Regions from separate parts of the Homo sapiens genome. Here region 1 is linked to region 2. The links are chromatin contacts, found by Hi-C in ENCODE. All regions are on one chromosome and are shown on one strand. Each heading gives the region's core, a stretch centred on a gene start or an enhancer-like site at or near the end of the contact. The rest is flanking DNA. Distances are from core to core; before and after follow the strand shown. Region 1 has its middle 11 kb from the start of MS4A6A. Region 2 has its middle 36 kb from the start of MS4A2.

Evidence for each region. Hi-C counts contacts between places; a loop is a spot of excess contacts on that map. Pooled maps may share reads with other maps.
Region 1: a loop to region 2 is called in a map of mammary epithelial cell, with 2.2 times the contacts of the local background. The contact joins two enhancer-like sites. A Hi-C loop is called at or near these places in 4 of 168 maps with a recorded cell type or tissue (MCF 10A, Right ventricle myocardium superior, left cardiac atrium and 1 more) and 11 of 50 pooled maps.

Annotation. Positions count from the first base shown.
Region 1 is chr11:60,191,750-60,196,120 of GRCh38, forward strand. No RefSeq gene overlaps it. Among named protein-coding and RNA genes, the nearest start is that of MS4A6A, 11 kb to the left of the region's middle. RefSeq lists a cis regulatory region at 1,934-2,221 and an enhancer at 4,172-4,251. Within about 2 kb of position 2,067, at least 7 of the 41 ENCODE cell types and tissues checked have a DNase peak (open chromatin) inside an H3K27ac peak, as active enhancers do.
Region 2 is chr11:60,122,450-60,127,124 of GRCh38, forward strand. No RefSeq gene overlaps it. Among named protein-coding and RNA genes, the nearest start is that of MS4A2, 36 kb to the left of the region's middle. Within about 2 kb of position 2,867, at least 3 of the 41 ENCODE cell types and tissues checked have a DNase peak (open chromatin) inside an H3K27ac peak, as active enhancers do.

The DNA.
Region 1 (4,371 bases), core at 817-3,316, 68 kb after region 2:
CTTGGGCAAAAACTGTATAATAGTACTACAAAAACAGCCACCGTGGCGTTCAAACCACACTAAGAAAAATCCATTTAGTAAATTCCCAAAGTTGTAAACCATGTGAACCCACCCAGAGTACCACCAGGACTGGACAGCCCCCACTGGATTATACTGGATATGTGGGCATAGAACTTATGCCAAATTACCTGACCAGTGGGAAAGTAGTTGTGTTATTGGCACTATTAAATCATCTTTCTTCCTACTGCCCATAAAGACAGGTGAACTCCTGGGCTTCCCTGTCTATGCTTCCCATGAAAAGAGAAACATAGCCATAAGAAATTGGAAAGATAATAAATGGTCCCCTGAAAGAATCATACAATATTATTGGCCTGCTACTTGGGCAAAAGACAGCTCATGGGGATACTGGACCCCCATTTACATGCTCAACCAAAGCATATGGTTACAAGCTGTCTTAGAAATAATCACTAATAAGACCAGCAGAGCCTTGACTATTCTGGCCCAGCAAGAAACTCAGATGAGAAATGCTATCTATCAAAATAGATTGGCTCCCAACTACTTGCTGGCAGCTGAAGGAGGGGTCTGTAGGACATTTAACCTTACTAATTGCTATCTACACATAGATGACCAAGGGCAAGTAGTTGAAGACATAGTTAGAAATATGACAAAACTGGCACATGTGCCCGTGCAAGTGTGGCATGGATATGATCCTGGGGCCATGTTTGGAAAATGGTTCCCAGTGCTAGGAGGATTTAAAACTCTTATAATAGGAGTAATAATAGTAATAGAAACCTGCTTACTGCTCTCTTGTTTGCTACCTGTACTTCTTCAAATGATAAAAAGCTTCATCGCTACCTTAGTTCACCAAAATGCTTCAGCACAAATGTACTATATGAATCACTATTGATCTGTCTTGCAAGAAGACATGGGTAGTGAAAATGAAAGTGAGAACTCCCACTAATGAGTGAGATTCTCAAAGCGGGGGACTAAAGGAGGAGACCACCCCTCATATTGTCTTATGCCCATTTCTGCCTCCAAAGAAAGAAGAAGTAAAAACTAAAAGGCGGAAATGAAATCCACAGGCAGACAGCCCAGCACCACACCCTGGGCCTGGTTAAAGATCGACCCCTGAGCTAACTGGTTATGTTATCTATGGATCCCAGACATTGTATGGAAAAGCACTGTGAATATCCCTGTCCTGTTCCATTCTGATTACTGGTGCATGCAGCCCCCAGTCACATAACCCCTGCTTGCTCAATTGATCACGACCCTCTCACATGGACCCACTTAAAGTTGTAAGCCCTTAAAAGGGACAGGAATTGCTCACTCTGGGAACTTGGTTTTTGGAGACGTGAGTCTTGCTGAAGCTCCCGGCCAAATAAAGCCCTTCCTTCTTTAACTTGGTGTCTGAGGGGTTCTGTCTACAGCTTGTCCTGCTATGTGTCTACTTTGGATACCTCATATGAGAGGAATCACAGAGTATTTGTCTTTTTCTGATGGCTTCTTTTTTTTTTTTGTGATGGCTTCTTTTACTTAGCATGAGATCTCCAAGTCTCATTCTTGTTGTAGCATATGATAGGATTTCCTTCTTCTGTAAGGTTGATTAATGTTTCATTGTATGTATATACCACATTTTCTTTATTCATCCATTAATGTACATTTGGGTTGCTTCCACCTCTTGGCTATTATTAATAATGCTGCAATAAATATGTGTACAAATATCTTTACAAGATCATGTAACTCATAGATACTTATTTCTTTAAAGTTAGTTTTTGGAGATTTATTGTATTCCTTTAGTTGGGCCATGTTTTCTTGCTTCTCTGTATGCCTTGTGATCTTTTATTGAGATTTGTGCATTTGAAAACAACACCAACCTTTTCCAGTCATTACAAACTGACTTTATGTAGTGGAAGACCTTTACGGGTTAGCATAGCTAGAGATTCTGGGGGCCCTTCAAACTTCTTTGGGACATGTATGTGTAATTTCCTAGTAAAAGAGTTTTGCCTGCTTCTTCTTCTTTCTCCCCCTGGTGTCTGCCTGCAGTACTACAATCTCCCTAGTGGTGAAATAGTGTGCCTGCCTTTGTTCTCCGAGGCTCACAACATGCTATTCAACTCTGCACTCTGAGTCAGGCAAGACAGAAACCAGTACCTTGGGTAACCCCCACAAAACCCAGAATGCTGGACTCATGGTCTAGTCCTCTTGCCTCTTTAAAGGAGAATCTGGTGCAGTGGGATAATTAAGTAATCAGAGAGACAGAGAGGTTGGGGAGGAATTATTTAATTTTTTAGGTGCACCAAGCCAGTCAGATTAACATCCAAAGGAATGAGCCCTGAACAAAGAATGTGGTTACCTTTTAAGCATTTTGTGGGGTGGGGGGAGATCTGTGCAGGAGGAAGCATATTACAGAAGTGAGAAACAAAGACAGTTATTTAATTAAGACATGCATTACATCATTTCTTCCTTTTCAAGAAACAACATGTTTTATGACTTGAGATTATCTGTCTAGTGATCTTGCAGCTGCACAGCTAGAAAAACAATGCTTCACCATGCCTGGGAAAGACAGAGATAAGGCTCACTAGCCTCAGAAAGAAAAATAGGCAGTTAATTTTAAAGGACTCCAGCCCTTTCTCTTCCTTAAGGGAAATTGGGGGTTTTTTTTTACATAAAACTGAGTTTTTGCTTACACAGTTTTTAATTTCTTTTAATTCCTGTTCCACTGGAACTTTAATGTTTTCTGTAGATCAAGTCGCATTGTGCCAGGGTGAAAGAGTGGCTGGAATGAGTAAAATGCGACAACAATTTCTCCTCATTTTGATGCATCTTTTCCTGGCTTTGCATTCACCTAAGGTGCTGCAACCTCTTAACTAGTTTCTAGAGTTCTCACAAAGGCATTGTAGTTCATACATTGTTGTCAAGTCAGTCTCTCCATGGGGAAATGAGGGCCTGAGGCTTCCTATTCCACCGTCTTGCTGATGACACTCAAGTCAATTTCCTATTGCTAGAGCCTATTGTGCTGAGAGGTCATCTAGTTATCCCAAGTTTCTGTGTCAGAGCTCAAAAACAGATGCTTATGTTTGACAACAAGGGGTTGGAGAGAAATTTTGGAGTTCCTCTAAGTATACGTACAACTCCCTGTGCACATTATCCATAAAATATCTCTTATTCCTGCAGGTCCATGAGCAAGTCTGTCTCTCTGGCCTTTCTAGTTCCAAGGATCTCTCCTTAGAGAATAAGGAGGCCTTAACTCTTTGGACCCAAAACAATTATTTGTGCTTTTGTTTCCTAGCTAGCCCTGTTTCCCAGGTCCCATCTGCATCTCAGTTTTCGTTACCCACTTTCCAACTCCTCTCCTTCAGGACCAGAAAATCTTCTATTCCCTAAGGACATCTGTGCTTCTCTTAATTATCATGTTATCCCTTCCATTCCATGATACCTCTCGTACCCCATACACTAGGAACTCTTCTCTTTCTATACATCTTTCTGAAGCACATATAAAATCTCTAGTGAGATATTATTCTTTGGATTGCTGGAAAACAAAAGCTAGAAGCTAGTAAGCAGCATCTCCTTTTCCTTTCTCCATTAGTATATTCCTCTATCTCCTTCACTTATCTCTCCCTTTGCATATATTATGTTTTTAAAAACATACCTTTATATGTAATATACAAATATTTATATATACAATTATTTATATATTTAAATGTATTTAAATATACAATTATTTATATAATTAAATGTATTTTCAAATAACATATTTGTGTGTAATACACAAATTATTTATGTATTTAAATATATTTTCAAGTAACTTAAAAATGCATATATATATTCCATGTGTGCCTGTGTGTGTGTGTGTGTGTGTGTGTGTGTGTGTGTGTGTGTGTATATATATATATATATATATATATATATATATATATGCATGTATGTTATTTAGACAATTTGGTGACCCTGTTAGGGGCACAGTGTCTGTGGCTTCAGAGCTGGAGGTAAGGTGGAAATATTTTCATCTTTTTCCAAATATGAGGGAATACTAAGTAGAAAAAAATTAAGATAAAAAATAAATTACTGGAAGTAATCAGCAAGGGTTGAAGCACTTTGCTGCTGGCATAAGGGAAAAAGAATCAACATAGATGACAGCTAGCTAATACAGCACTATGTGATTCCTGAGCCCCATCCAGACGGCGACTTTCCTCCTCTTGATGTCCAGCCCCTCCTGGCCAAGCTGAAAGCATCCATTTAAGAGATGAGAGCAAGTTACCCACTGTGTCTGGTGAAACTGTACCTAGAGTCTGAGAAGGATTAAAACAAGCTATCTTGACCTTTTACTGGGGGAAAATACCACGCTTTGCTGAAATTGACGATGAAAAGATT
Region 2 (4,675 bases), core at 1,617-4,116:
AGGTTATAGATGCAAATAGGATCCAGATTATGGACTCTGAAAATTTTGATGATTAAAGCGGGGGCAGCATAACACATGAACCTCCTTGAAGCAGGAAATGAAAAGAAGGGGAGAATGGATATAAACCAAAAAGTGTGTCTGAGGCAGGTGTCAATCAATTCAGAGGTTTATTTCACTATGTTTGAGGATCCATCTAGGAAAAAAGACACAAGGTACAGCAGGATGTGTGACCTGTGTTTTTTCCAAAAAGGCTTTGAGGACTTCAATATTTAAGGGGGAAAGAATGGCAGAGGGGGAAGAGGAAAGAAAAAAAGAAGGAGGGTAAGTAGTGAGATAAGTGTTCATATCCTTGTGAGGCTTTGATTAGTGCTCACTGAATCCACATGTTACATGTGAAAGGAGAGGACAGAGGAACAGTCAATTATGCGTTCATCTTGAGCTTAGTAAATCTTCATTTTACATAACATAAAAAATAGACATAGAGTAGAGGAAGAAGTCAAATATGTATTTGTCTCAGGATGGGTGGAGGGATGGTTTCTTTATCTTTGTCCAACGATTGCAAAGATAAGCTGTTAATTTACATTGTCAGGGTGAAATTCAAGACAACTCCCTTTAGGGTACAGGTTTTCCAGCCCACAAGGAATTTCTTTGTGAACAATTTGTGAAAGAGGCTACCTGGGGCAATATGTGGCTTTCTATCTTGCAGCTATTTAGGAACAAAATGGAAGGCAGTTTTTGCATGACTGAGTTTTCAAGCTTAGCTTCTCTCTTTGGCATGGTGTATCTGGGGGGGTCCCAAGATTTTATTTTCCTTTCACATGGGCATTTCAGAGAGTTAATAGATCAGAATTTGTAAAAATAAAAAATTAAAATTTTAGACATGTCTCTATTCTGATGCAAATAATCAAGTTGAGAGGGAAAGAACTAAAAGATGTAAGACAGAAAAGTGATAAATTCAAAAGTGAAGTCGTTAATAATGCAAGAAAAAACGGAGTCTCAAATAGAGGGAGAAAGCTTTACATAGTATATGGAACACGTACCTGACAGCAGTAATTCAAGCACATGCTGAGAATGGCCCTATAGTCTAAGAATGTGTGTTTGGTGTTCTGAGCTAAGGAATCTAGGAATGGCCAACCTGGGGATTCACTCCTTATCCATGAAGAACCTCCAAACTCCAGGCCCATTGCTTGGAATCAGGCAATACAGGGGATTGAGGCCCTTTGTTTTGGGTTAAATGGAGATTGGCAGGTGGAGGTTGGCAGATGGAGGTGGCTAAGTGAAAATATAATATATCCTGCATGGTTTTCACACATGGGAGCAGTTTTCCTGTCCAACTCACTGCTCCTGGACTACCCCGTATGTAAGTCCCCAATGATCCCTACGTCTTGTTCACAGGCTCCAGGTCTCTTCCTCAGCCTCTTGGACATGGTGCCATTCCTATTGGAGTCAACAGGCGTTCAGTACAACACATGGGAACAGAAATGTTTATAAGTAGAATGAAATAAAATATTACCCTGTAATAAAATAAAAGGCCACATGTGTGGTTATAAATATAGTTTGGTTGACAGATAGGATAATGGAAAAAATGAGTTAGTTCTCATTTTACAGAAAAACTGTTGCCATTGCCTTTTTTTCCATAAAATACTACATATTGAGTAGTTGAGAATGTGGGTAGGGGAAAGAAGTGTCTTAAAATTGAATAAAGATTAAAATATGAAAGATTCCTCCTAGAGAGTCAGAATTTTATTTACTAGGGAAGTGTATCCAGATTTCCTAGCACCAAGTGTCTATTTACTATTTGTGGCTACAGCTACAAATGCTTTCTCACCTGCCTTTGAAGAAAATAAAACTATTTTACCCCAATTTATACTTCTTTGATGTATTTTGAGATGTCTGTTCAGAGAGCCAGCAAACAGAAGTAGCCCTGAAAAGCTGTCTTTTGAGGGAGGGGATCTGCAACTGCAGAGAAAATCTACATTAATGCAGCCAGGTTTTATTTGAGGCCAGCCCTTGTGCAAATCCAGAAAAGATTAACTGATAGATAGGCTGATATCTTTAAAGGTCTGAAAAAAAGATTTACTACCTGTTTTCTCTGAGGGCTACTACCTGTGAAGTTTCATCTACATAACAAGACCAACTTTGCTAGTCAGGCCTCCTCTTTTTCCTCTTTTCTCCCATAACCTGTGTTACCACCATAACCTGCTTTGTCATGTATGTATACTGGGCAGTGACATTTTGAAAATTATCTGGGCAGTGAACTTAATTCAAATTAATTGGGACAACAATTTAGATTTCAAGAAAAATTAAGTTGGAAATTATAGGAGATCGGTCAGGGTGGCGGGAAAAATTATAGAAAGAAGCAAATCTTCTTGGAAGGCCAGGAGGTTTTGCAAAAGCTTGGGGAAAGGATATAGCTGAAGGCAGCTGAATTCTCTCGGAGTAGATAACAAGGAAGCACAATGGAATTGATATAGATAAGTTAGTTTACTTAGGCCTTGGAACCTGGCCTTTAATTATCTGCGTGCAGGACTGCTCTCCCCAGGGGTGGGGAGGGGGGCCCAACCGTGTTAATTACTCAAGGCCTTTGTGATTAAATCTGTACTGAATAAATGCCCCCAAAGCTAGCTTGTCGAGGCTGCGGCTGCTGACTCTTTATGGCACCCTCCTCAGGGTCTTTGAGCAGCCCAGTCCCCTAGCCATGCAGCCAGGCAAGAAACCTGTGTCTGGCATACTCCATTCATCCGTCGCTCAGTCAGGGTCTGAGGGTCAGACACGGCAGGAAATCACAGGAAACTATTTTTAAGATAGATTGCTGTTTTACATACTTCTTCCAAAATAGTACCAAGTAGAAAGAACAACTCGAACTGTTTTTCCTCTGCTCTCACACCAGAGACACAACATATAGACTTCTGCGACCAAACGTGTGGGGATTTCTCCCCACCAAAAAGGCAAGCAATCATTTCTGGAGTGAACACCAGCTGGCTGTCCTTCAATTCTGTTGAGACATCATCTAAACTGGAGATAATATCAGATTCCATGGTTTGAGGGCTCAGTCTCACAAGACTTTTTCCCATTTCCAATGCCAATCAGAAGCCCTGGGTTATTTTGCCTGTACTTCTGACTGACCCACTATAAATCAGGGATCCCATGCCCCCAGTCTTGGACTTAACTAATTTGCTGGAGCACCTCACAGATCTCAGGGAAACATGTTTATCAGTGTATTATAAAGGAAATAATAAAGGATACTGTTGACCTAAACAAAGAAACCAAGACAAAATTAATATAGGTAGAGAGTTTATTTTGACTAAGGTTGAGGACTGAAGCCCAGCAAACACTGGGAAGTGCTCCTGAGATCAAAGAAAAGGCTCAAGTTTTTGAAGAAAAAAGGTAGAATTAGGGGAGATGATTACAAAAGTTCTCTTTTCAGAAATTTGTGTTGGTTTACAGAGATAACTTGATTCATGATTGGCTATAAGGTTCGACTTATGCTGCCAGCATATGGCATCATTATGTTAATTGAGTCTAGAGTCCTTATAGCAGGTGGCTTAGAAATGATTACTTAGCTCAAGGAGGAGAGGGTGGGACATGACTGTAATCTAATTTCAATGTCTCTCTGGGCCTGATAATTTAAAAGGGAGATTGCATTTCACAATAAAAAGTTTAGTTTCTTTTGCAATACAAACAAAGAACCAGGTGAAGAGGTATATAGGGCAAGGTCCAGAAGGGTCCCAAGCACAGGAGCTTCTGTCCTCATGGAATGTGCTAAACTTCCTGCACATCAATGAGTTCTTGTTCATCTTCTTGTAAGCCTATGTATTACCTGGAAACCCTCCAAAACCTGTCCTTTTGGGTTTTATGAAGGCTTTATTATATAGGCATGACTAATTGAACCATTGGTCATTAGTGATTAACTGAATTTTCAGCCCCTCTTCCCCTTCCTGGAAGTTGAGGGTTGAGACAAAAAAATCCAACCCTCTGGGCACAATGAATCATTCCCCTGGGAATCAGCCCTCCAACCAGTTGTTTCTAGGGCTTTCTAAAAATTGTCTTATTAACATAAGCTTAGGAGTATTTTATTTTATGTATTTATTTTTTCTTTTTAAAAAACTTTTTATTAAAAAAAGTTTAAACCTTTAGAAAAGTTACAAAAATTGTAAAATGAACTCTCATATGCCTTTACCTAGATTCATCAACTTTTTCTTTTTCTTTCACAATTTTTTTTATTATTATACTTTAAGTTCTGGGGTACATGTGCACAACATGCAGGTTTGTTACATATGTATACATGTGCCATGTTGGTGTGCTGCACCCGTTAACTTGTTTATTTACATTGGGTATATCTCTAGCTTAGGAGTATTTTAAAGCACTTGTTGTAAATAACAAAAGACTGTCTTTCAACTTTATCTTTTAGGAGTGACTTCAGGAACCAAGGATAATCAAATACTTTAACAAAAGATATTCTTACTGCTTTAGTACTTGGGGCATGAGAAGTCTTATAGGAATCTTCCTAGTTGAAAACTAGGAGTCACGGATGGACAAAAACAAATTATATCTATCGTAACATCATAGATACTTATAAACATAAAAAGAAAATAATATTTCTGAGAGCCCAATATGAGGCAACCCCATTGAATGACTTATATATGTTAGCAGGTTTGATACTAACAACGCTTTT